2 separate regions of the Homo sapiens genome follow, and region 1 is linked to region 2. Evidence: chromatin loops called from intact Hi-C (ENCODE). Cell type or tissue: ovary. All regions are shown on one strand. Each heading gives the region's core, and the rest is flanking DNA. Links, peaks and the distances in the headings are about the cores only. Region 1 overlaps GAS7 (growth arrest specific 7). Region 2 overlaps GAS7 (growth arrest specific 7).

Region 1 (9,993 bases), core at 563-3,062, 190 kb after region 2:
GTGAAACAAGCCAGACACAAAAGGCTGCATATTATATTGTTCTATTTATAAGCAATCCCCAGAATAGGCAAATCTATACAGATGGAAATAGATAAGTGGCCGCCTAAGGAAGGCGTGGTTGGGGGGAACGGGAAGTGACTGCTAATGGGAATGGCATTGCTTTTTGAGGTGCTGGAAATGTTCTAAAATTGATGATGGTAATGATTGCACAACTCCATGAATGTACTAAAAACCGATTTATACACTTTACAGGGGTGAATTGAATGGTATGCAAATTATATCTCCATAAAGCCGTTATCAAAACATAAAAGGTATCTTGCTGAGTTTGCTATTACTTCCACACCCAAGCCAAGGCCACGACTACTTTCTGAAACTCCTCCCTGACCCCTCCAGGTTACCCAGAACTTTTCTTCCTCCCCAGCGTGCCTCTTGCCACAGCTATATCTAGACCTCGAAGAGCAGCGCTTACTTGGTCTCTGTTTACCTATGATTACTGAGTTTTACTTTCCCACCTAAACTTTAAGTTTCTGAACACAGCGGGGCCTGATAATTACAGCCAACATTGCTTGGGTTAGCAATCAGAACTTCAAAGTCTCATGTATTCCTGGGCAGGGTGTGGTGGCTCACGCCTGTAATCCCAGCACTTTGGGAGGCCAAGGCAGGCAGATCACTTAAAGTCAGGAGTTTGAGACCAGCCTGGCCAACATGGCAAAACCCTGTCTCTACCAAAAATACAAAAATTAGCCAGGCGTGTGGCACATGCCTGTAATCCCAGCTACTTGGGAGGCTGAGGCACAAGAATCGCTTGAACCCGGGAGGCGGAGGTTGCAGTGAGCCAAGATCACACCACTGCACTCCAGCCTGGACAACAGAGCGAGACTCTGTCTCAAAAGAACAAAAGAAAACAAAACAAAGTCTCATGTATTCCTGTATTCCTGCATGTATGAATACATGTACTCATGAACATATAACATGTACTCAGTGAATACATGTACTCATGAATGTATGAATACATGTGCTCATGAATGTATATACTCATGAATGTATGAAAACATGTACTCATGAATACATAAATAGACGGGCTCGAGAATGAATACATGTGCTCATGAGTGTATTAAAACATGACATGAATGTATAAAAATGTGCTCATGAATGCATGAAAACATGTAGTCATAAATGTATAAAAATGTACTGACTGCATGAAAAGGTACTCATGAATGAATACATGTGCTCATGAGTGTATTAAAACATGAACGTATAAAAACATGTTAATGCATGAAAACGTACTCATGAACATATGAATACATGTACTGACAAATGTATAAAAACATGTACTCAATACATGTACTCGTGAAGGTATGAAAATGTACTCAATGATTGCATGAGTACTGCATGAAAATGTACGCATGAATGTATGAATACATGTACTCGTGAACGTATGGATACGTGCTCACGTACTCACAATTCTTTCACTTACCCCTTTTGTTTCCTAAACATCTGGTGCCCATAACTAAATACTTCTTATTCAGATTTACCTGATCTTTGCTCAGGTGATGATAGCTGGCACCTTCTCCCCTGAAGAATGCCTCTTCCTTTTAAACCTGGTCTAACTTGCTGATCTTCAACCTCACCCCACCACCCTACGTGCACACCCATCATCTCAGTCTTTGTCTACTCGGGCCTGACTCCGTCTCCATGTGGTATCACATTTAAAGAAACATCACTCAAGCATCATTCAAAAATTATTTTTGGCCAGGCACGGTGGCTCATGCCCATAATCCCAGCACTTTGGGAGGCCGAGGTGGGTGGATCACTTGAGGCCAGGAGTTTGAGACTGGCCTGGCCAACAGGGCGAAACCCCGTCTCTACTAAAAATACAAAAAAATTATCCGGGTATGGTGGTGCGCGCCTGTAGTCCTAGCTGCTTGGGAGGCTGAGGCACGAGAGTCGCTTGAACCCAGGAGGCGGAGGGTGCAGTGAGCCAAGATTGTACCAGTCTGGGCGACAGAGTAAGACCCTGTCTCAACTAAAAAAAAAAATCATTTTTAAAGCAATTTAATCTTTAAAGTCTCTTTTAAAAAGGCTGGGGGAGGGGCTTCATTCATAACATGTAGCAACATTTAAAATTTCATCCCCTTCTTTCAAACTGACTCACAGGCTTAGCAGCTGCACCTCCGACCTCCACCCCAACATCCCTTTCCTTCTTTTCACCGAAAGACTTTAAATTCCTCCCAAGCCCCTCTGACTTGGTCTTTCTCCCCTGCAGGCATCCTTCTCTGAAAGACACACAGACCAACAGACAGACCAACTCTCTCACATATACCCCTCCCTTCAAAATCAGTCCTGTCTACTTTTTTCAAATTTTATAATTAGATTATATATTTTTATATTTTTTTTTTTTCTTTTTTGAGATGGAGTCTCGCTCTGTCGCCCAGGTTGAGATCGTGCAGTGGCACTCAGCTCACTGCAACCTCCACCTCCTGGGTTCAAGTGATTCTCCTATCTCAGTCTCCCAAGTAGCCAGGATTATAGGCAGGTGCCACTACACCCAGCTAAACTTTGTATTTTTGGTAGAGACAGGGTTTCACCATGTTGGCCAGGCTGGTCTTGAACTCCTGGCCTCAAGTGATCTGCCTGCCTCGGCCTCCCAAAGTGCTGGGATTACAGGTGTGAGCCACTGCGCCTCGCCAGATTTTATTTTAATTAACAAATTAAAATTGTATATATTTATGGTGTACAACATATATTTATGGTGTACATACACTGTGGAGTGGCTCAACTGAGCTCATTAATCTACGCATTACTCCACATACTTATTTGTGGTGAGAACAATTAAAATCCACTCTTTTAGCAATTTTTAAAATATAATACGCTATTATTAACTATAGTCACCATTTCCTGAACTTAATCCTCCTAACTAAATTTTGTGTTCTTTGACCAGCATATTCCCCACCCGCAACCCATAGCCCCACCCCACCCAGCCCCTGGTGATCACCATTCTACTCTTTGCTTCTATGAGTTCAACTTTTTTAGAGTCCACATATAAATGAGATCACATGGTATTTATCTTTCTGTGGCCTGGCTTATTTCACTTTGCATAATGTCCTCTGGGTTGATCCATGTTGTCACAAATGATAGGATTTTCTCTTTTTTTAAGGTGGAATAGTTTGCCATTGTGTATATATACAGGTTGGGCATTCCATACCCAAAAATCCAAAACCAAAATGCTCCAATGACCATTTTCTTTGAGCATCATGACAGCACTGATTTGGGATGCCTGACCTGTACCACATTTTCTTTTTTCTTTTTTTTTTGAGATGGGAGTCTCGCTCTATCGCCCAGGCTGGAGTCCAGTGGCGCGATCTCCGCTCACTGCAAGCTCTGCCTCCCGGGTTCATGCCATTCTCCTGCTTCAGCCTCCCGAGTAGCTGGGACTACAGGCACCATCCACCACGCCTAGCTATTTTTCTTGTATTTTTAGTAGAGACGGGGTTTCACCATGTTGGCCAGGATGGTCTCGATCTCCTGACCTCATGATCCGCCCGCCTCGGCCTCCCAAAGTGCTGGGATTACAGGTGTGAGCCACATTTTCTTTATCCACTCATTCATTGGTGGATTCCCTCTCTGGGCTATTGTGAACAGGACTCAATGAACACAGGAGGGCAGACGCCTCTTCCATATAGATTTTATTTCCTTCGGATATATACCCAGTAGTGGGATCCCTGGATAGTATGGTAATTCTATTTTTAATTTTTTGTGGAACCTCCATCCTGTTTTCCGTAATAGCTGAACTGATTTATATTCCCCACCAACACTGTGCAAAGATCCCTTTTGCTCTACAAGGACTGGCCCTTTCTCTTATCCTGAAATTGATCTAGGACAGGTGAGCCCCAAAGTGGGGCCTACCCCATAAGGGTTCTTGGCTTCCCCCAGGAAAGAATTCAAGGGCAATCCATGTGGTAGGATGGAAGAAAACAACTCTATTGAAGCCACAGGGTTATAGCCCTGTGACTATAGCCCTGTGACCGCCGCTGCAGAGCAGGGCTACCCCCTGGGCAGACAGTAGAAGCTCGGGGCAGTTCTGCACTCATATTTACATCCACTTTTTTTTTTTTTTTAAGACAGTCTCTCGCCCTATCGCCAGGCTGGAGTGCAGTGGTACAATCTCGGCTCACTGTCACCTCCGGCTCCCAAGTTCAAGTGATTCTCCTGCCTCAGCCTCCCAAGTAGCTGGGACTACAGGTGCGTGCCACCACGCCCGGGTAATTCTTGTATTTTTAGTAGAGACGGGGTTTCACCATGTTGGCCAGGATGGTCTTGATGTCTTGACTTTGTGATCTACCTGCCTCGGCCTCCCAAAGTGCTAGGATTACAGGTGTGAGCCAACGCAGCCCGGCCTACATCCTCTTTTAATTACATGTAGATTAAAGGGCAGTTTACACAGAAATTTCTAGGAAAAAGGTGGTAATTCTGGGGTCCTCAGTCAGTGCCATGGAAAGAGGCAGTAATCCCCAGGTGTTGCCATGGCAATGGTAAAATGACCTGGCGCAGTGGTGGGTGTGTGTTTTGGAAAGCTGCTTCCACCCTGCCTCTGTTTTAGCTAGTCTTCAATTTGGCTGGGTGTCCAAGGCCCACCTCCAGAGTCAAGTCCCACCTTCTGCTTCAAAACCAGCTTTTCAGACCTCTGCAATGTTGTCCCTCTGTCCATTGCTCAGACTGGCTCTTCACCAGAAAGTCCAGGGACTGAGCCCGCCCGAGAGATTTCTCTTCGATTAAGGGGGTGAGCAGCTATAAATGCCCCCATCACGCTCTGCTGGTTTATATCTGTTTAAGTTCCTGATCTCGTCTTTTAATGTTGTTTTTAATGTGTGGTTTCCCATCTCCACGTGGTGGGAATAAGCCAGCAGAGAGGGCACAATGCCTTCTTTTTCTTTCCTATCCACCCACAGCTCTGGTACCACCTCTGAGCTCCATGTCCAATAAGCTTATGAGACCCACTGCAGACATCCACAGACCTCCGAACTGGGGGGAGGGGGGTACCCACCAGCAAAGGAGGATGTTTTCAATGCTCAGGCCTGGATGCCTATGCTCTGAGAAGGAAATAAATTGTCAGCAGAAGATCAACAGAGAACTCAACTTAGCAGAAAACAGTAGGGGAAGACTTGAGGCTGTAATATTAGGGAGAGATGAAGACGAGACTTTTTGGAGTTCAGATGTGGGGAGACAGTTTAAAGAACAAGAGCATGACTTAGCGAGTTGGCCCCACTGAGCAGGGGGGTGGTTCAGCTCGGAACAACACCAAGGACCGTCTGAAGGGACCAGACACTCCGAATAAAAACAAATGCCTCCCAAATGTTGTCTCCGTCTTCTATTAATTAATCACAATGTCCCCATGGCGAAGTGTCCTATGACTAATGCAAACTGTAACTGTGTGGCATGAGGCCAACTTGCTCATCTTCCTTTCTGAACAAGCCTCCCCAGATCCACGGGGGAGGCTGGGTGAGTGGGGAGCCACTTCCTCTGGGTATCAGATCAAACCATGAAATCTGTTTCTGGGTTGGGCCTCAGAAAAGAATTTCTCCTGGGGACATCCAAACCCTTTAGTTATTTTTGACACTTAGTCCAGCCAGAGGTTTGGAGAGTTGCTGGGGCTAAGCTCGGGGTTTCTCCCAACTCCGCATCAACGGTGCTGTGGAAAAGGCAAGCCAGATTTTCCAGACTGGGGAAGGCAGCGCGGCTGATGCATTTTCTTCTCACAGGAAAAGCCAACTAGCTGTCCCAAAGATGAGATCTTCAATGCACTGCAAATCCAGACAGCACCTCCTGCAAAAAGGGACTCAAATCCTCCACATGACACCATCTCCACTGTTATCATCCCAGACTGAGTGACCCCTCGCATCTGTCCGTCTGCCTCAATTTAAAACCAGCTTCAACCTATTCTGCATGGGGCAGCCAGCGTGATCCTGCAAGACACGAAGACTGATTGTGTCGCCTACAGCTCACCAGCCTCCAAAGGCTTCCCTTCACGCTTAGAAAAAAACAGTGGGAGGGACACAAATTCCTCCATTATCTGACCCTCTTTGACCTCTTAGACCTCAAATCTGGCCAGGCATCGTGGCTCACGCCTGTAAAAATCCCAGCTCTCTGGGAGGCTGAGGCAGGAGGATCACCTGAGTCTAGAAGTTCAAGACCAGCATGGGAAAGATGGCGAAACCCCGTCTCTACAAAAAATTAGTCAGACATGGTGGCGCACACCTGTAGTCCCAGCTACCCAGGAGGCTGAGGTGGGAGAATCACTTGATTCCAGGAGGCAGAGGTTGCACTGAGCTGAGATCACGCCACTGCACTACAGCCTGGGCAACCGAGCGAGACCCAGCTTAAAAAGAAAAAAAGAGAGAGAGAGAGACCGCAAATACTCTCCCTCTCCTACCTGCTCACCCAACTCGAGCTTCGTGGGCATCACCGCCATTCCTCAGGGTCTTTGCACTTGCTGTTTCCTCTGCCTGGAACCTTCTTCCCCAGATTTCCATATGGCTCATTCCCTCTCCATTAAGTTCTCTGCTCCAATGTCACCTCAGAGAGGTCTTTTCTGACTACCCCATTTAAAGTAAACTTCCCCACAACCTGCCCCCCTCACCCTCACCCCTCTCCCCCACTTTATTTATCTTCATAGTATATATAGCTTAGCTGACATGTATATGAGTGTTTGTTTCTTAGAATGTAAGCTGCACAGTGCAGGGAATTTGCCTACTTTGTAACTGCTGTATTCCCTGTGTCTAGAACAATTCCTAGCACAGTGAAGTTTTCTCTTTTTTTTTTTTTTGAGACAGAGTTTCACTCTTGTTGCCCAAGCTGGAGTACAATGGCAGGATCTTGGCTCACTGCAGCTTCTGCCTCTTGGGTTCAAGCAATTCTCCTGCCTCAGCCTCCTAAGTAGCTGGGATTACAGGTGCATGCCACCACACCAAGCTAATTTTTTGTATTTTTAGTAGAGACGGGGTTTTGCCATGTTGGTCAGGCTGGTCTCGAACTCCTGGCCTCAGGTCATCTGCCCACCCTGGCCTCCCAAAGTGCTGGGATTACAAGCGTGAGCTACCGCGCCAGACCACATTGAAGTTTCTTAATAAATATTTGTTGGAAGAAGGGAGGGAGGGAAAGGAAAGAGTTTTTGGTTGACCAAGGTACAGTAAATAAGATCAGGTCCCTTCATTTTATACTTTTTTCAAGGTTTTTTTTTTCTTTTTTTGAGACGGAGTCTTGCTTCTGTTGCCCAGGCTGGAATGCAGTGGCACAATCTTGGCTCACTGCAAGCTCCATCTCCCGGGTTCATGCCATTCTCCTGCCTCAGCCTCCCGAGTAGCTGGGACTACAGGCGCCCACCACAGCGCCCAGCTAATTTTTTTTTGTATTTTTAGTAGAGACCGGGTTTCACCATGTTAGCCAGGATGGTCTCGATCTCCTAAACTCGTGATCCGCCCGCCTCGGCCTCCCAAAGTGCTGGGATTACAGGCGTGAGCCACCACATCCGGCCAAAGTTCTTTTACAGATGTGAAGGCACTTAAATAAATGTAAAGGAAGGACTTCTTAACTCATGATTATCCTTCCAACTCCCTAGTAAGGAAGGGAGGACATGCATAACTATCGCCATTTTACAGAAAAGGAAATATGAATGTGGGATATTTGTTAAAGGGAATAATAAAACATACTGGCTTGTCCAGGTCAAATTTGAAATTAAAAAACCAAACTAGAGGCTGGACGCAGTGGCTCACGCCTGTATTACCAGCACTTTGGGAAGCCGAGGTGGGCAGATCATGGGGTCAGGAGTTTGAGACCAGCCTGACCAACATGGTGAAACCCCGTCTCTACTAAAAAGTACAAAAAAAATTAGCCAGGCATGGTGGTGCACACCTGTAATCCCAGCTACTCAGGAGGCTGAGGCAGGAGAATCGCTTGAACCCGGGAGGTGGAGGTTGCAGTAAGCCGAGATCGTGCCACTGCACTCCAGCCTGGGCGACACAGAGAGACTCCGTCTCAAAAAAAAACAAAAACAAAACAAAACAAAAAAAACAAACCTAGAACTAGAATCGAGGTTTCCAGGTACTCTGTCCTATGCTCTTTCCATCAAGTCACCTTGGATTTCAATATTCTATCCTGCTAGAAAGTCTATTCATATTGTTAATCATATTAATATTTCAAAAATGAAAAAAATATATGATCATCTTGAGAGATGCTGACAAGACATCATTTGATAAAATCCCACATCTATTTGTGCCTTTAAAAATACCTCTTCTTGGTATTAGCGCCAGCCTAGTTTTATATTCTCCAGGAAGACACTGAAAAACAGACACAAAAAGGACATTAAAATGCTAAATAGAAAATATAAATGCTATCTAAAACCAACAGCCAGTATCGGAGTTATGAGGAAACTCCAGAGGAATTCCCACTAAAGACAGGAACACAGCTATTTATTAGCAACATTCTGGAACCATGTATCATCTATAACCAATTTTAAAACATAACTAAATTTCACTCACAATAACAAGAAGAAATTATCAACATCCTAAGAATAAACCTAACACAAGGAACATACAAGCCCTACGTGAAGAAACCATTTGTCCAGGGGACAGAGTCTAACTTAATTATGTAGAGATATTATGTTCCTGGTTAGTATCAAGAACTGTGAAAGGTCTGAGATTTCTTATCCCAGGTCCAGGAGCAAAGTGAGATACTCAACATTCTTAATTCCATTTAATCTAATTAATAACTCTGCAATTTGTATTATTATTCCCCACTAATGAAGAGGCACAGATCAGATAATTTCACACAGCAAGGAAGTCAGGATTACAATTTAAATAGTTCTGACTCCCAAGCCTACTGTCTTCCTACCAGCTCACTCAATCTTCTAGCAATGTGATGGCTTTCTACTGTGTCAACATGGCTAGGCTGAACTTCAGTTCCCAGAATTCCTTTCCTTATACATTCTGCTTAGCGTAGACCACAGGAAGATTTCTGGGAGATATGGTGCGGGAAAGGGAAGAAGCAGAGATTCTGCAGCTCAAACACATTGTTGCTGATCTGCTGACTTGCCTCACTGGCATAAAGCAGTGGCTAGGCCCACAACTGCTCCACCCTCTCCTGGAGCTTTTGTCAGCTTATCCAACCCCTGAGCCAGGATACATTGGTTAGGTCCATGACACAGGGCCCCAGATTCTGCAGGATACCCACACTATCAAAGTCAAAGACAATTTTATTCCATCCTTGTGGGGTTCCAGCTCATGCCCACAGGTTCTAGCCTGCTCATGATCTTCTCTTCTTAACTTCACCTTTCCCGTAGACTTCAAGCTCCAGCATCAGACATTGAAATGACAGCCCAACAGAGACTACTTAGCCAGCCCCACAATGACATAAGACTAATATTCTGTAAAAACTCTCTTTTAAAATGCAGGGGCTGGACATGGTGGCTCACATCTGCAATCCCAGCACTTTAGGAGGTCAAGGCGGGAGGACTGCGTGTGCCTAGGAGATCAAGAGCAGCTTGTGCAACATATGGAAACCCTATCTCTACAAACAATTTAAAAATTCGCCAGGCATGGTGGGGCATGCCTGTGGTTTCAGCTACCTGGGAGGCTACGGTGGGAACATCATTTGAGTCCGGGGGTTGAGGCTGCAGTGAGCCGTGACTGCCACTGCACTCCAGCCTGGGTGACAGGGCGAGACCCTGTCTCAAAAATAAGTCAATAAATAAAAATGTGTATATCTGCATTTGTGTGTGTGTACCTGTGTGTCTATGTCTATGTGTGTATATACATGTGTGTCTGTGGCTATATGCACGTATGTCTATATAGCTAGTGTATGTGTCTACAACTGCATGTGTGTTTATGTACATGAATATGCCTACATCTACGTTTCTGTCTGTTTCTCCTACTCATTCTGCTTCTCCATGCAAACCCTGACTGACACAGCTAATTGCTCCTCACTGTAAGTCCACAGAAT
Region 2 (16,860 bases), core at 6,221-8,720:
AAGCTCTTTTCAAACAGCAGGTATCACACAGCGCTGCTTATAGGAAAAACCCAGCTCCTTGGCTTCCAGGAGTGGGGAAGATGGACTGTGTGGGTCTAGTGACCTAGATGCAGCCACAGGGCAGAGAAGGCTCCCACGGCCATCCTAGGAAGCACGGTCTCCTCTAGCACTGCTTCTCTAGCTGTGAGCCCTGATGCTGCCCACAGCTTACTAGAGAAGGGCCAAGTCCTCTTAGCAGCATCACTTCTCCACTCCAAGGAGAGGCTTCACGTAGAAGAAATCTCCTGAAGTCCCTAAGACTTGCCAATGCAGGCCCCAGGCTACATTCTCTATGATTTGGAGCTCTTTAACCGCATGACCCTTCCAAGTGATACCCCCGCTTTCTTGCTCCCAGCCTCTTCAACACAGCCAGTAAATCCAGGCTGAATGTTCTGTTGACTTAATATCATCCAAAAGCCACTTCCCCCAGAGAATTCATTAAAGTCGAGTGGCAAAAGCTGAATAAAAGACAGCATGTGGTGAGGCTTCTGGGTCTGGAGCAGAGCAGCCAGCAGCGAAGAATTGCCCAACAGTGCACAGCAGATCCCTCTGATGGCTGGCCAGCCCTGTGTGGTGGTGGCGCAGGCTCAGGCCGAGGTGGGTGTTTATGGGAAATGACTGCCTGATTTTATCTAGGAGTCTAGCAGCAAAGAAAGGTCCCCTCAGTGATCCTGGCAGGGGAAGCCACCAGAGAAGCACTGGAGTATGAAACGGGGCAATCCAAGCTGTTGACAATTGTCTCTGCCTGAAGGGCCTGAGATCCAGGAAGCTGTACTGGGGCACTCCACCCCCTCTGGGTGGCTTGGGTGCCCCACCTGATTCAACAGGTGGGTAGGAGGTCCAGGGGTGGCAGGAGTAGTCCTGGCAGTTACACAGATCAGCGGAACAGAACACAAAGTCACCCAGCTAGGGCCGATTGACTGCAGCAAAGAGGTTAGGGTGTTTCCATGGGGGAAACAGATGATCTTTTTAACAAATGGTGCAGAGACAACCGTACATCCACAGGAGGAAAAGGAATCTCGGCCCTACCTCACACCATACACACAAATTATCTCAAGATGCCTCCTAGCTCTAGGGTGAAAGCCAACACTATTTGAAGCATACCAAGGTTGTCCTGGGAGGAATGGGAACTGGATTAAAGGGAAGTGAGAGGGGTTTGCCCCTGCAGCTGAGCCACACACAGCAGCCTGTGGGAGGTATGAACAAGAGTCACAGAGCCAAAAAGGCCCCAGGCGGTGCCCAGACTTTGTATGAGCACATGCATCTTTCCACAGAGCTGTCAGTCTACTGTCAGCAGAGCACATGGCAGGTAAATGGCCCAGGGACAGTCGTGGTGGCCTGAGAATGTCATCTCTGGGCAACTGGGATGAAAGGAAGAACCATGGTTTTCCCCCACCCAACACAACGTCCTCAGCTCTACCTCCAGGCCAGACACTGCTAAGTGGGAAGACATGTCTCCAGACATTCAGAGGGGCCCCTCTGAGCCAGTGCATCCTTGGTGAATGCCTCCCTGCTCTCCAATATTCCAGGCTCTTTGGAGTCACATCACCATTTATTAAAAAGCTACTTACAAATTCTCTCATTTGAAAAGAGATTTTTCATCTGATAAACGGTTAATGAAAAACAAAACAAAACCTGAGGTGCATCTCTGTTCCAACATACAGTTTCAGGTACGCCAAATCAAAATGCATGTTGTTTTCATGACTGCCAACTAGGAAAACCAAAATCGCATTTCCTTTCCACATAGGAGAGAAAAACTAAAGGCAGAATAAACAACCGAATTCTGTTTATTTACCAATGTGCACATGTCCTGTGAAATCTAATTTGGACACAGAAGTTGAATTGCAAAAGCCTCTCCAGCCTCCCTGAGCAGCATCTTCCTCAACTGCTCCAAATTTCTAGACTCCTGCTTTGCTTTGAAAGTCTTCAAGGAGATAGGGTTAAATGTCCAAAGCTGTGTGTAAATGTAAATCAGTGTCTTTGCACGTTGTACGTAGGGGGCTCATGTGTTCATGTTCCAGTGCCTGCTGCAGGAGTGTGTGCATGGGGCTGCTGTGCGTGCATGCACACACAGAGTAATGTGTACACCTACGAGGCAGTGGCCCTGATGCATGTATGTGAGCTTGCGTTGTGTTTGTCTCTGTGTTTGTCCGGGCATGTGTGTACAGTATGGTAGTGTGGGCCTGACTTATGGAGCTGGACTGCTCGGGTGAGGAGCATATGCTGTGCATGTTGGCCAGGACACAGTGTCCTTGGCAGCAGCCCAGGCTGGAGAGATGGAAGCCGGAAGACTCCGGAGTGGCACAGTGGTTGCAGGGCACGGGGATACTTAGGAAAGCCCCTTGCCAGGCAGCAAGAGCTGCTCCTCTATGTGCCCCCTTCCTGCCCCTATCTCAGGCCCCGTGCATGGAGCAGAAGGAGGCCAGGAATGAACTAACCTCATTTACATCTGTGGAAGGGACGCTGGTCTTGCTGGGCCGCCCTGCGGTCTGTGGCTGGCAGGGAGGGTGAGAACCATTCAAAGGAGGCCGCCTGGCTGCACAGCCAACCCATGTGGAGGGCTTAATCAAAGCCACATTTGGGTTGGCAAAATCTCAGTCTCCTGAAGGATTTCAAGCCACGAAGGCAGATTTGGACTGGTTTAACATCATGGCTCGCTGACGACCACAACCATCCCACAACAGAACGTCTTCCTTCCTCGGGGGTTCACTCCCCCTTGGAGAAGGAATTCAAACAGACCAGCACCAGAGGGAGGTCAGAACGGAGAGGACCTCTGGGGACCTTTTCAACTCTAACCTCCTGAGAGTCTTTCTGTTTTTTTTTACAGAGGTGAAATTCATATAACATAAAATTAACCGTTGAAAAGTGATCGATCCAGGCGCATTTAGGACGAGACCAAATCAAACGCCTGTTTTGTGAGTGCAACTACCACCTCTATCTAGTTCCAAAACATTTTCGTCATGCTAGTATGGACTAAAGGTTTATGTCCTGCCAAAATTCTTAGGTTAAAACCCTAACCCACAATGTGGCTGCATTTGGCAATGGGGCCTTTAAGGAAGTAATTAAGGTTAAATGAGGTCATAAGGGTGCAGCCCTGATCTGATAGGATTAGTGTCCTTATAAAAATAGACATTGGCCAGGCGCGATGGATCACGCCTACAATTCCAGCACTTTGGGAGGCCAAGGAGGGTGGACTGCTTGAGTTCAGGGGTTCTAGACCAGCCTGACCAACATGGTGAAACCCCGTCTCTACTAAAAATACAAAAAATTAGCCAGGTATGGTGGCACATGCCTGTAGTCCCAGCTACTTGGGAGGTGGAGGTTGCAGTGAGCTGAGATCAGGCCACTCCAGTCTGGGCGACAGAGCGAGACTCTGTCTCAAAAAAAAAAAAAAAAAAAAAAATAGACATCACAGAGCTCCCTCTCTCTCTCTCTCTGAGCACACACCAAGGAAAGGCTGCATGAACACACAATCAGAAGGCGGCCATCTGCAACCCAATGGGAGAGTCCTTACCAGGCACCAACCCTGCTGGCACCTTGATCTTGGACTTCCCAGCCTCCAGAGCCACGAGAAAATAAATGTCTGTAGTTTCAGCCACCCAGTCTGGGACATCTTGTGGCAGCCCAAGCAGATGAATACACACCCCAAAAGGAAACCCGGTAACTTTTAAGCAGTCACAACCCATTCCCCTCCTCCCCCAGCCCCTGGCAAATGACAATCCACTTTCTGTTTCCATGGGTTTGCCTGTTCTGGGCATTTTACATAAATGGAATCATACACTATGAGACCTTTTGTGCCTGGCTTCTGTAACTTAGCAGAATGTTTTCGAGGCTCATCCACACAGTAGCATGTATTAGTGTTCCATTCCTTTTCATGGCTGAGTAATATTCCATTGTCTATCCATGGGTATCCATTGTGCATACACCACCATTTGTTTATCCAGTCATCCCTGGGTGGAATGTGGGTTGTTTCCACCTTTTGGCTATTATGAATATTGCTGCTGTGTACATGTGTATACATGTATTAGTTTGAGTGCCTGTACTCAGTTTTTTTGGGTATAAGCCTAGGAATGGAATTGCTGGGTCACATGGTAATTCTATGTTTAGCTTTTTGAGGAACAACCAGATTGTTTTCCACAGCGGCTGTACCATATTCCATTTCCCCCAGGGGTGCATAAGGGCTGAGACTTTTTTACCCACTAGGAGTCCTTCTGTGGCTGGGAGGGTTGGGTTAAGCTTCTCCCAGCCCAGGTCCCACTCAAGGAGGTCTGGACAGTCACAGCATTAGCGGGAAGGGAGCCTATGCCTCAAGCCCACAGGAGAGAGCTCCAGACAAAGCGGCCAGGTACAATACCCTCTCATACGCAGCTTCCTCCCAGCCTGCCCCTAGACAAAGGGAGGCTGGAGTGGGCATCTAGAGGCTGCTGCCCAGCTACCAGGGGTCAGACCAGAGGGGATTCTGACATACTTCAACATCTGGAACGTGGCTCTTGGTCACTAAAGAGAAGACAATGTGGAAGTGCCTTTTTTTTTTTTTGAGACGGAGTCTCGCTCTGTCGCCCAGGCTGGAGTGCAGTGGCCCGATCGCAGCTCACTGCAAGCTCCACCTCCTGGGTTCACGCCATTCTCCTGCCTCAGCCTCCCAAGTAGCTGGGACTACAGGCACTCATCACCATGCCCGGCTAATTCTTGTATTTTTAGTAGAGATGGGGTTTCACTATGTGGGCCAGGCTGGTCTCGAACTCCTGACCTTGTGATCCACCCGCCTCGGCCTCCCAAAGTGCTGGGATAATGGGTGTGAGCCACCCGCCCGGCTGGAAGTGCCCTTTTGAGTGTGGATGCCCACACCTTGAGTCATGGGTGCCCACCCAAGTCATGAGCACCTACCTGAGCCATGAGTGCCCACCTTGAGCCAGGCCTATGGAGAGCTCCCCATCCAAAGTGGGGCCATGCCAGTGATCAGTGATAGTGGCTGATTTCCCTTCCTCAGTGACCCCCCATCCTCCCCACTCCCACCTCTCTCCTACCCACTCACCCTTCCTCCTGTGAAGCCAAGGAGTTCTGAGAGAGCTTAGCTAAGTTCTTCGCATAGTCTTCTTCAATCTTTATCCTGCAAAGAGAGAAAACCCAACACACATCAGCTCTCCAGTGCCAGATCGTGGGTCTGCCCTGCTGCCCTGCACACCTCAGCCGTGGAAAGGAACCCACTAGACCATAAGCTCTGAGACCACATGGCTCTTGTCTGTCTACCTGACATGCAGTAGGTGCTTAATAAATACTTGTTGGATAAATGAATGAACAAAACTGTCTGGACCTCCATCTCCTCATCTGCAAAGTAGGACATTTTCTCCGGTCTCCTAGAGCTGTGAAGACGAGAGCTGTCGTTTACACAGTTCCTAGCACAGAACGGGAAACATAAGACCCCTGAACCAATAAATGAATGAAGGAAGAAATGAACGTTTGCAACTCGTGATGGACTACCAGCAATCCCCAGTGCTGTCCCCTCTCCCTTCCAGCCCCAGAACTCCCAGGTGGCCTCGGACCCTCAGCAGCAGAACAGAACATCTCCCTACTGTCTCACACCCCCAATGCCTCTGATTGTCAAGCCTGCTGGGTACAAGTACTTCCACGGAAACCTAGCAGTGCCCAGGGCTGCAGGTAGATTCTATTTCCCTGGAGAGGAAAGTTGCCTTGGATGTAGCTTCCGGCAGGCAGGCCTTTGACACATTTGCAAGGCAACTCCCCAGGGAGTGTCCTGTATTATCTGGCACGTCCATGTTAAGCATGTTGTCAGAGGTATTGTTCACCACCTAAGTGGTCCTCTGGGCCACAGTGGGAGACAGAAGAGCTATGCTTATGCCAACCAGAGCTGGCCAGAGCCCAGGCTTCGGAGAGCCCCTGGTCCACCACACGGTGAACAGAGAAGCTCCAGAGATGCTGGGACCACAGCGTTTGCTTCCCAGCTGCTCAAGCAGCTGGCACCCAAAGGGTGCGATGATGGAGAGAGGGCGGCTGACAAAGTCTGGCGGCAGCATTCCGAGTAATAATAATTGCATGACTTGGCATCAGGAGACTCACAATCTCGTTCCTTCTTGCACTGCTTTCCCCTCACCTCCACCTTCAACTGGTCTCTAGGTCCTCCTGAGTCTCATTCCAACTGATCTGCCTCTGTCACTTCCTCTCCATCCCCCTACCTTCACCTCCAGACTGTGGTCAAGAGAGATATCTAGAAAGTAGATCTATCCATGCCACGCTCCCGGCTCCTCAATGCCGACAGCATGCACCAGACACACGAGGTGCATACGCTGTCTGCCTCCTGTGTCTCACCTCCAGGACGACAGCGTGCGTCACCTCTACCTCTGCCCCACTTCTCTAAACCAAGATCCCAGCAAACCAGCCAGCACCTGTCCTCAAGCCAGGCGAGCTCCCAATTCTGAGCCTCAGCTCTCACCTCTCCTGGCACTAAAGGGCCTTCCCTATGAGATCCCAAGGTGGATGGTGTATGCGTTTTCTCTAGGAAGCCCGGAATGTCCTGAAATGGCAGTTTCCAATTATTTGCTAACAAGACGTTGTCATGGAAATATAAACCATAAGCGTGTTCAAGCTTTGGCTTTTACAGCAATTTTCCTATTTGCCTATTTTATACCATTGTTTTCTCAAACCCGAGCTGTGCAACCTCTCCGTTTCCCACCAGTTTAATGGGTCATAAAATAAGGATTTGATTACACAAATTGAAAATAGGCCCTCTGTCTATGCCCATACCACCCTGAACACATCCGATCTCATATGAAAATAGGCCCTCTAAGGGAAAGGGGTGCTTCAAAACGCCGAAGCATTATTACTTGATTATTGCTGTTATAATTAAAAAGGAAATATTTTTGGTCTGGCACAGTGGCTCATGCCTCTAATCCCAGCACTCTGAGAGGCTGAGGCGGGCAGATTACCTGAGGTCAGGAGTTCGAGACCAGCCTGGCCAACATGGTGAAACCCCACCTCTACTAAAAATACAAAACATTAGCTGGGCGTGGTGGTACATGCCTGTAATCCCAGCTACTCCAGAGGCTGAGACAGGAGAATCGCTTGAACCCCGGAGATGGAGGTTGCAGTGAGCCAAGACTGCGCAACTACACTCCAGCCTGGATGACAGAGCGAGACTCTGTCTAAAAGAAAAAAAAAAAAGAAATATTTTAAAAAGATATTGCAATTTGCTATATTTCCAACTCCAGGTGGAAAGTTGTGTGTTTGTGTGTGTGTGCACATGGGTGATAGGTGGGTATGTGCAGCTGTGGGTATGTGAGTGTGTGCTGAACAGAGCCTCAGAACTTGGAGACAGAGAGAGAGGAGGAAGGAGATAGAGAAGGAACTTCTCTTTCTCTTTGTCGATTTCTCCATTTCCATTGGGCTGAATTTATTGTTTCTTCATCTGTGTTCCCAAGCTCTTTAGACAAAACACTGTTATAATCCTTGAGGCAGGGATGGGGTAGGAGGAGGGTTCAACATCTCCTGCCCTGGGACACAGGTTTTGGCTAACGATGAATTGAACTGTAACATCCCCCCCACTGGTTACGGTAAAGGGCTGTGCTTCAAATGATGGCCAGGTACATAAGTAAAGGAGTGAAGGAGTCTGCGGGGGAAGACAGTACGGAATGGTGGAGACTGGCAAAATGGGAACACACACCCCCTCTACAAGAGTAGCTGCTACTCAGCTCCAGCCAAGTGTCGCGTGAGGGATGTGGAGGCAATCCTGCCAATGCTTCTGCTCTTTCAAGGTGTGCTAAATATCCAGATTTTAATATGAAATCTACCCATTTTTTTAAGTGTTGCTTTCAATATTTAAAAACACTATATCGGCCAAAGGTACACAACTGCTGACCAGATCCATCCCAGGCGCCATGAGTTTGCCGCCTGGCGCTAACCAGCCCAATGCTGAGTGTGCAGTACTGAGTCCTGTGCTGTCGCCCCGCCCCGGCCACGGGGCCCCGGGGAACACTGGTGCCAGGCCCCAGGGCTGGGAGGGGCCCAGGCTTCACCTTTCCCGGATGAATTCTGACATTTCCTTCTGCATTTGTTTGCCCTTCAGCTGTTTCTGGAGCAGTAGTTCAAACCCAGCCACGGTGCCGTTGCCTTGGGGGTCCTTCTTATCAGCCTACAAAGGAAGCAGAAGCACAAGAGTTTAGGGCACGTCTGAGTCTGGAGCCAGGGAGAATGGCGTAGAGGGAGGACGGCTCCTAGATGTGCCTGGCAATCCCAGTCCAGCACAAGACGCGGGAGCAGCTGTCTCTGCTGCCCTAACTCGGATCTCTCTCCTGGTGCCCCCACTCCCAACAGCGCTTTCTGATGCTCAGGCTCTTACAGTTGCTGCATCCCCACATCCAAGCCCCTTAACTCTCCCAACCTGGGAACTGAGAGGAAGAAGGGCAAGTGTCCAAGAGCACCGGCTGTGATGCCTAACGGCCTACGACTTCCAACCAGGTGGCTGCAGATCTGGCTTGGCCCTCGGCGAATCTTGGCATCCTGACTCCAAGCTGGACTATGTGTGAGCTCAGGAGCAGGTACCCCCAGCCTTAAGCCATCCTGTCTTCTACCAACTTCTTACACTGGTAGGGCAGTGACACCCTCTAACCACACATTCATACAAGATCACAGGAGAGAAAAGTAAATCATAGAGAGAAAGTGGGTTGAAGGGAGGCCGGAGGAGAGAACAGGACAGGCTGCCCTGAAATACTAGCTGGGTGACCTTGGCCAAGTTCTTCACTCACTCCAGGCCTAAGCTTTTTCATCTGCAAAACTGACGAAATAACAGCCCCACCTTCATGTGGTCATTTCAGGGTAAATGACCTATGTATATATCTGAGCACATTGCTGAGCACATACTATGTACCCAATAAATGGCATCTGTTATTAGTTACTTTTAAATAAAAGTCCAAACTTGGGGAGGATGGGCAAGTCAATGAAATAAGTACTTAGCAGCCAATTAATTTTGCAAACAAATATTCTTAAAATTTCAAAATTAAATGATTTATTTTATTTTACCTGCATTTCTTCAAGCATACCAAATGCCCCTTCCCTGCCATTCCCCTGCCTGAGATTCACCCACACATCTGCCCGCACGGCCGTGGCTGCTGGAGCACCAGCTCCCAGGGCCATCCCAGGCATGTCTAAAAGTGTCCTCCTCCTTACAGCTTTTCCCTATCAGGAACCCAGGGTCAAACACTTTGATACTTAATGGAAGGTGTTCAGAACAGGTTTTTGATATCCCAGAGAGAGAGGTGCATTGGTGAGAACAGTGTCCCAGCATCTGGTAGGACCCAGGTTCTTGTCTCTGCTCAGCTGCAGGGTGTCCAATCCTAGGTAGTATCTCCCCGGACCACCCCCTTGAAATAGGGGTGGGTTGCATCTCTCAGATCCCATCCAGATCAGACATTTTAGGAGAGGGGAAAGAAAAGGGGTTGCTGATGCCTGCAGGGAACCCCATTTACCATCATCAAGTAGATGAAGGATTTTATGGACACCTTCCCAGTTCCCCCGGTGTGGGACCCCTCCCTCGGGTGCCATAACTCAAAGGCCTCCGGCCACGCTGCTAACATCCCTGATGACAGGGAGATCACCATCCTACGGGGTCACAGTCGGGCTGTTCTTGCAGTTTAAAAGCAATGTCCACTGAAGATCTCTGTGCTTCACTCTACGAATGCTACATCTTGATGAAAAAGCAGAAGGAAAATTATCCAAATACTGAGCTCAAATCTGCCTCCCTTCTAGGATGGATATGCTGAGCTATGCACTCTGGGGAAAACCAGCCAGAAGAAACAGGCTTTAATGACTGTGTCAGGAGAGAGAAATTTCTATTAATGGAAAAGGCCTTGATGGTCAGGGGGATAAGTGGATTGCAGATTAAGTATCAGAGTCCCCAGAGAGCTCGAATTAAGATAAGAACTCACAAGTGTCGCCCTCCGGATGCTGCTGGATGCAGGCGGCATCAGACATTCCTACCAGCTTTCCAAGGCTTGAGACCCCACACGCTGACCTCCAGCAACTAGGATACCCATTTCCAGGGCTCAAACCACTCTCTCCTTGAACCCTCCATTTACTGCACCCCTCTTGAGAGATGATGTTTCCAAACCCAGGTACATCTCTCCCTCTCTGCCGCCACCACCATCTTTCCTGGTCTCTTCCACTCACCCGTCAACTTCCCACCCCCACCTGCACAATGCCTATGAATCAGATCACATCATATTGCTGCTTAAGACCTTCTAACACCCTCCTTCCACAAGCAGAATAAAACTCACTTACTGGGGCCTAGAAAGTCTTACGCACTCTGATGCTTGCTTACCCCGATGCTTGCTTACCCCGCCCTCTGAGCTCACCTGCCCAGGTCTGTCTGATGCCAAAGATAAGCCCCTTTATACTGTTTCCTCAACCAATGCACAGATCTCTACCCTGGACACAGCACAGCTGGAGCTACAGAAATTGTGCCTTGGTGAGAGGTGTAGGCAACAGGGATCTTTGTATATCTTCTAAGGTACAAGCGATTTTGTAGAAAGAGAAAAGCACTTTTATCTAGTATTCGGTTAGCAAATCTAAAAAAGTGTAGATAATCCGGCTGGGCACGATGGCTCATGCCTGTAATCCCAGCACTTTGGGAGGCCAAGGTGGGTGGATCACCTGAGGTCAGGAGATTGAGACCAGCCTGGCCAACATGATGAAATCCTGTCTCTATTAAAAAAATAAAATAAAATACAAAAAATTAGTTGGGTGTGGTGGCACACATCTGTAGTCCCAGCTGCTCAGGAGGCTGAGACAGGAGAGTCGCTTGAACCTGGGAGGTGGAGGCTGGAGTGAGCCAAGATCACACCACTGCACTCCAGCCTGGGTGAGACAGAGTGAGACTCTGTCTCAAAAAATCCATTCTTGCAAAGTGGTGAAAACAAAGTTTTTACTTATTTATTGTTCCTTGGAGTCTTTGGACACTTGTTTTTTTGAAATGTACAATTTAGTGGTTTTCAATACATTCACAGGGTTTGTGACCATCCCCACTATCTGATTCCAGAAAGGGGTGATCTAATTCTGAAAGTCACTATGACTTTAACATGCAAATGGCCCAGGACCATTCCCAGGATATTCTGAGGTACAGGACTCTGCATTTCTACAAATTTATTTATTTGAATGGTGAAAAAAATACATCTAGCACACAACGGACCATTTTAGCCATTTTTAAGAATGCAGTTCAGTGGCATGAAGTACATTCACATGGTTGTGCGACCATCACCACCATCCACCTGCAAAATTGTCTTTAATCTTGCAAAACTAAAACTCTGTGTTCGCTAAGTGATCTGCAAACGTTTTAAAACTACAGGATTACCCAAGCTGGAGCTCTCTGAAGATCCTGTGCCCAACTGCCTCACAATTCTGATGAGAACACTGAGGCCCAAGGAGGTGAAGCACTTGTCCAACGTCACTCACGTAAGTGACAAGCAGGTATGGAGCCCACGTTCATTTATTGAGGCAGATTCTAGTCTCCTGCCTTCACTGAGCATCGGAGAAAATGGCCCCCCGCTTACCTACATTCTGGTTGAAGTGTCTGTAATGTGAACAAAAGTCCTGCTGAACCCCTGAGATTCATGGAATGAGCTGGACCCCAAGAGGGTCCTAAGTTCCTGTCACAGATGCAAACTCTAACACCAGCCCTTCACGCTCCAACGAGAAAGGCCCCTCCACTTTGAGATCCAGGTCCCTCCTACCCATCCTGGGTGTCCACTCCCGGTCACCGGGGTCACGCTGTGGGGGAAACTGAGGCGCTGCTTACCCAGAAGTAGTCGCAGTAGCTCCACTCGGTTGGTTTCAGCAGCTGCTGTTCCGGCATCGTGTCTGGGTGAGGGAACGTCACACAGTTTATCTGTAGGGCACAGAACAAGAAAGAATGACCCCGCTGGAGACTGGAATAGCGAGGAAGGCTTCGGCTCCTGGGGGACACGGCACTGGAGCAGCCTCCCTATTGACAGAACACGCACAGGGATCTTCCCGTGCTCCAGGGGCCAGCATTTCACATGAGCGGCAACAGGTGCTCACCCCCACCCCAAATGGGCTGTGAACCAGTACCACCTCTCTAGATGGCAGTTTACTAGGATCAAAATTGCAAACTTCAGGTGCCTTTGACCCAGCAATTGCACAAGAGTCTATCATACAGATACAGTTGCATGGGGGCAGTGACATCCACACACGCTTTTTCACGACAGCGCTATTTATGGCCGTTAAAGGCTGGAAAACAACTCCAATGTCCATCAGTGGGGGAATGGTTAAACAAAGTATGAGATAGACATCTATGGAAATCAGAAAGGACATGGTGATGAAGTTCTTAAATTTAATTAGGAAAGCGGCCGGGCGCGGTGGCTCACGCCTGTAATCCCAGCACTTTGGGAGGCCGAGGCAGGCGGACCACCTGAGGTTGAGAGTTCGAGACCAGCCTGACCAACAGGGAGAAACCCCGTCTCTACTAAAAATACAAAATTAGCTGGGCGTAGTGGCGCATGCGTGTAATCCCAGCTAGTCGGGAGGCTGAGGGAGGAGAACCACTTGGACCCGGGAGGCAGAGGTTGCAGTGAGCCGAGATGGCACCATTGCTCTCCAGCCTTGCAGTGAGCTGAGATCATGCCATTGTACGAACGAAACTATGTCTCAAAAAAAAAAAAAAGAAAATTTAACAAGGAAAATGTGCCAGGATATATGGTTAGGTGAAGGTTAAAAACAAAAAAAAAAAAAAAGCAAGCAGAGTATTATAGTTCCTTTTCAAAAAGGAAGACAAGACCAGCCCCTCCTCTTCCTCCTCCTGCTTCGCCCATTCAATGTGAAGATGTTGAGGATGAAGACCTTGAGGATGACCCACTTCCACTTAAAGAATAGTAATTATATTTTTCTTGTTTATAATTGTCTTAACATTTTATTTTCTCTAGCTTACTTTACTGTAAGAATACAGTGTATAATACACATAAACATGCAAAATATGTGTTCATGTCAGTAAGGCTTCTACTCAACAAGAGGCTATTAGTAGTTAAGTTCTGGGGAGTTCAAAGTTATATGTCAATTTTGGACTATGGGTGAGGAGGGGGCACCCCTAGCTCCCATGTTGTTCAAGGGTCACCTGTATAATACACATCTGGTTATTTGCATATAGAATATTCCTGGAAACTGATAACATTGTTTGCTTCCAAGGAAAGGAACTGTGTGGGTGAGGGTCAGGGGTGAGAGATTACCTTGCAAATTTTATGTCACGATGTGTATCATACGAACAAATACACCTTAAAATTATAATCTGGGGGGCCGGGCACGGCAGTTCACGCCTGTAATCCCAGCACTTTGGGAGGCCGAGGCAGGTGGATCATGAGGTCAGGAGTTCGAGACCAGCCTGACCAATATGGTGAAACCCCTTCTCTACTAAAAACACAAAAATTAGCCAGGCGTGGTGGCATGTGCCTGTAATCCCAGCTACTCAGGAGGCTGAGGCAGGAGAATCGCTTCAACCCAAGAAGCAGAGGTTGCAGTGAGCCGAGATTGTGCCATTGCACTCCAGCCTGGGTGACAGAGTGAGACTCCCCCTCAAAAAAAAAAAAAAATCTGGGTTGCACGTGTAAGGCTGGCCCTAGCTAAGGAGCGTGAAGTACAGAAATTTTCAGGTCATCTCAGCCTTTTCTGCCCGAGCACATCTGCAATACTGCCTGGCTTTTCCCCATTGTGTGGAGGTGGCTTCAGGCCCCAGATTCCCACCTCTCCTAGGACGCGGGCTAATTTGCTTCCTCTGTGGGAGCAAGGCCTGAGCCTTATAAGTCTTTAACCCCTTCTTGCAGCCCAAGCACCTGCTGAAGTGGAAAATGTCACACATTAAAAAATGATGCAGCCCTGAGGTTTTGGGCCCAGGACACAAACTCCAATGCTAGGCGGGGTGTGCAAGCCAGTGAGGTACCCAGGCGTCACAGAAACTGCAGCTGGGACAGGAGGGCGGACAGCGTCACAGAAACTGCAGCTGGGATAGGAGGGCGGACAGCATCTGCTTTGGGCAGGGGTCAGAGGCTGCAGAGATGCGTCCAAGGGGCAGATCCTGCTCAGCTCTTTGGGCAGGGGCCAGAGGCTGCAGAGATGCGTCCAAGGGGCAGATCCTGCTCAGCTCTTGCCAAGTGTCGTCAAGCCCTTCTGAGGAGTCCAGTGCTGACGGATTATGTGATGACTCGAGGGAAGCTGAAAATGGGGACTTTTATGCAAAGTGTCTCCATTTTTAAGTGTTGGCAATTAATTCAAGGTTAAAAACAATAATAATAAACACAATAACACCATGTAGGCCCAACAAACTCTTCTGTCAGCAAAGTCAGGCCCATGGACCTCCCGTTGTGACCTCTGGTTCAGGAAGCTCCTGGGTGGCTAGAAGTAAATCTAGCGCACACCCCCTCCCCAGCTGCCAGGGCACAGACCTCAGTCGCAGTCTGGGGAGAAGTCCCCAACAAAAGAAGGAGCCTCCTCCTCCCAGATCCTTACATGTGGTTAAGGTGAGGGCTGAGGTCCCCACCACCCTAGAGGGAAACACAACTCAGCAGAAGGATCAGAGGCAGGAATGACGTGGACGACCCTGGAGATGACAGGGCTGCACCAAATTCTGCCAAGGATAATCCCTTCTTCTCTTTCTCCTTCCCTTCCTCCCCTCCTCCCTTCCTCTCCTCCTCTCCTCCCCTCCCTCCTTCCCTCCCTCTTTCCCTCTTCCCCTCCCTCCTTCCCTCCTGCCCTCCCTCCCTCCCTCCCTTTCTTTTTTAGACAGAATCTTGCTCTGTCACCAGGCTGGAGTGCAGTGGCACGATCTCGGCTCACTGCAACCTCTGCTTCACTGGCTCAAGTGATTCTCCTGCCTCAGCCTCTCCCGGGTAGCTGGGATTACAGGTGCATGTCACCACACCTGGCTAGTTTTTGTATTTTTAGCAGAGACAGGATTTCACCACGTTGGCCAGGCTGGTCTCAAACTCCTGACCCCAAGTGATCCACCCTCCTCGGCCTCCCAAAGTGCTGGGATTACAGGCATGAGCCACTGTGCTGGGCCTCTTTCTCCTTTTCAAAATGTGTAACTTCTAAGAATACAACATTATCTATGTAAGATTCCTGGCCAGGGCATGGTGGCTCACATCTGTAATCCCAAGACTTTGGGAAGCCAAGGCGGGCAGATCACTTGAGCTCAGGAGTTCAAGACCAGCCTGGGCAACATAGCACAACCTTGTCTCTACAAAAAATAAAAAACAAAACTAGCCAGGTATGGTGGCACACACTTGTAGTCCCAGCTACTTGGGAGGCTGAAGCAGGAGGATCTCTTGAGCCTGGGAGGTTGAGGCTGCAGTGAGCTATGATTATATCACTGCACTTTAGCCTAAGTTAAAAAAAAATCCTGTCAAAAATATTTAATCTGAATCTAATGATAAGTGGGGAAAATCAAGATAGTTTTTTAAAAGGCACCTTGTGGCAGCGTGTGGTGGCTCACGCCTGTAATCCTAGCAATCTGGGAGGCCCAGGTGTGCGGATCACAAGGTCAGAAGTTGGAGACCAGCCTGGCCAACATAGTGAAACCCTGTCTCTACTGAAAATACAAAAATTAGCCGGGCATGGTGGTGGGCGCCTGTAATCCCAGCTACTCGAGAGGCTGAGGCAGGAGAATTGTTTGAACCCGGGAGGTGGAGGTTGCAGTGAGCCGAGATCGCGCCATTGCACTCCAGCCTGGGTGACAGGGCGAGACTGTGTCTCAAAAAAAAAAAAGGTGCACAGCTTCCTGAACTCTAAAAAATTAGCACTGTGATGGATTAAAAAAACAAAGGCTAGATGAAGATCAGCTGAGGCTGGGGAGTTTTCTCCCAGGCCTCAGCAGCCTCAGTGAGAGAAGGGAGGGCCAGTTCTTGAGGCCAGCAGCAGAAAGCCCCAAGCCTTGGTTTCGGGCCGAGTCCCCAAGGTGTGTCCAGAGACAAGTCTCCTTCCTTCCTGTGCCTCCACAACCCACTGCCAAGCAGGCAATCATGAAAACAAGGGACGGGTTTCAAAAGTGCACAGATTCCTTATTTTGTATTCCAATTATTCTTATTTCAACAAATCACAGTCATCACAGTCCATCTTTATGTTACTGAATAATGCAGTCCATGAAAATTTCAATCAAATTTAATGATAAATTAACTATGACATTAAAGTAAATTGAGCATTAAGAATGATGGAACGAGTAGAGTTGTGGGTACTCAGAGGCGGGTCTGAATGCTTCTGGAGTGGCCTGCCCTGCGGGCATCTCTCCCCTTTCCATCGTCTTTCCTCACTCAAACTGCTCTTGGCCTTGCCCTCTTGTCGGGGAAACACTTCCCTACAAAGAAAGGACTTTCCTGGCCAGGTGCGGTGGCTCATGCCTGTAATCCCAGCACTTTGGGAGGCCGAGATGGGTGGATCACCTGAGGTCGGGAGTTGGAGACCAGCCTGACCCACATGGAGAAACCCCATCTCTACTAAAAATACAAAATTAGCCAGGCTTGGTGGCGCATGCCTATAATCCCAGCTACTTGGGAAGGCTGAGGCAGGAGAATCGCTTGAACCTGGGAGGTGGCGGTTGCGGTGAGCCAAGATTGCGCCATTGCATCATTCCAGCCTGGGCAACAAGAGCAAAACTCTGTCTCAAAAAAAAAAAAAAAAAAAAAAAAAACAAGAAGAAAGGACTTTCCCATGTCAGGAAGAGGCTTGGCCAAAACGTGGGGCAGGCAGGAGGAGAAATGGGTCTTGGCCAGTCTTGTTCCCCCCAGAATCTTCCTGAGTTGACTTACCCTCAGA

Evidence for each region. Peaks named below come from ENCODE experiments on the same cell type or tissue, not always from the same donor. Only the 100,000 strongest peaks of a DNase experiment are listed, where the experiment ranks them.
Region 1: it touches region 2 in a loop (4-fold over the local background); 2 of 110 quality-filtered maps call a loop at or near these places.

Annotation. Positions count from the first base shown.
Region 1 is chr17:10,130,734-10,140,726 of GRCh38, forward strand. The region is part of intron 1 of GAS7 (growth arrest specific 7); the gene reads right to left. Among named protein-coding and RNA genes, the nearest start is that of GAS7, 63 kb to the right of the region's middle. In ovary, for the core only: no CTCF peak of the experiment used is centred there; no DNase peak of the experiment used is centred there.
Region 2 is chr17:9,935,052-9,951,911 of GRCh38, forward strand. GAS7 (growth arrest specific 7) reads right to left here. Exons shown (of 14, transcript NM_201433.2): 6 at 11,843-11,932; 7 at 8,070-8,185; 8 at 5,075-5,149. Among named protein-coding and RNA genes, the nearest start is that of RCVRN, 38 kb to the left of the region's middle. In ovary, for the core only: no CTCF peak of the experiment used is centred there; no DNase peak of the experiment used is centred there.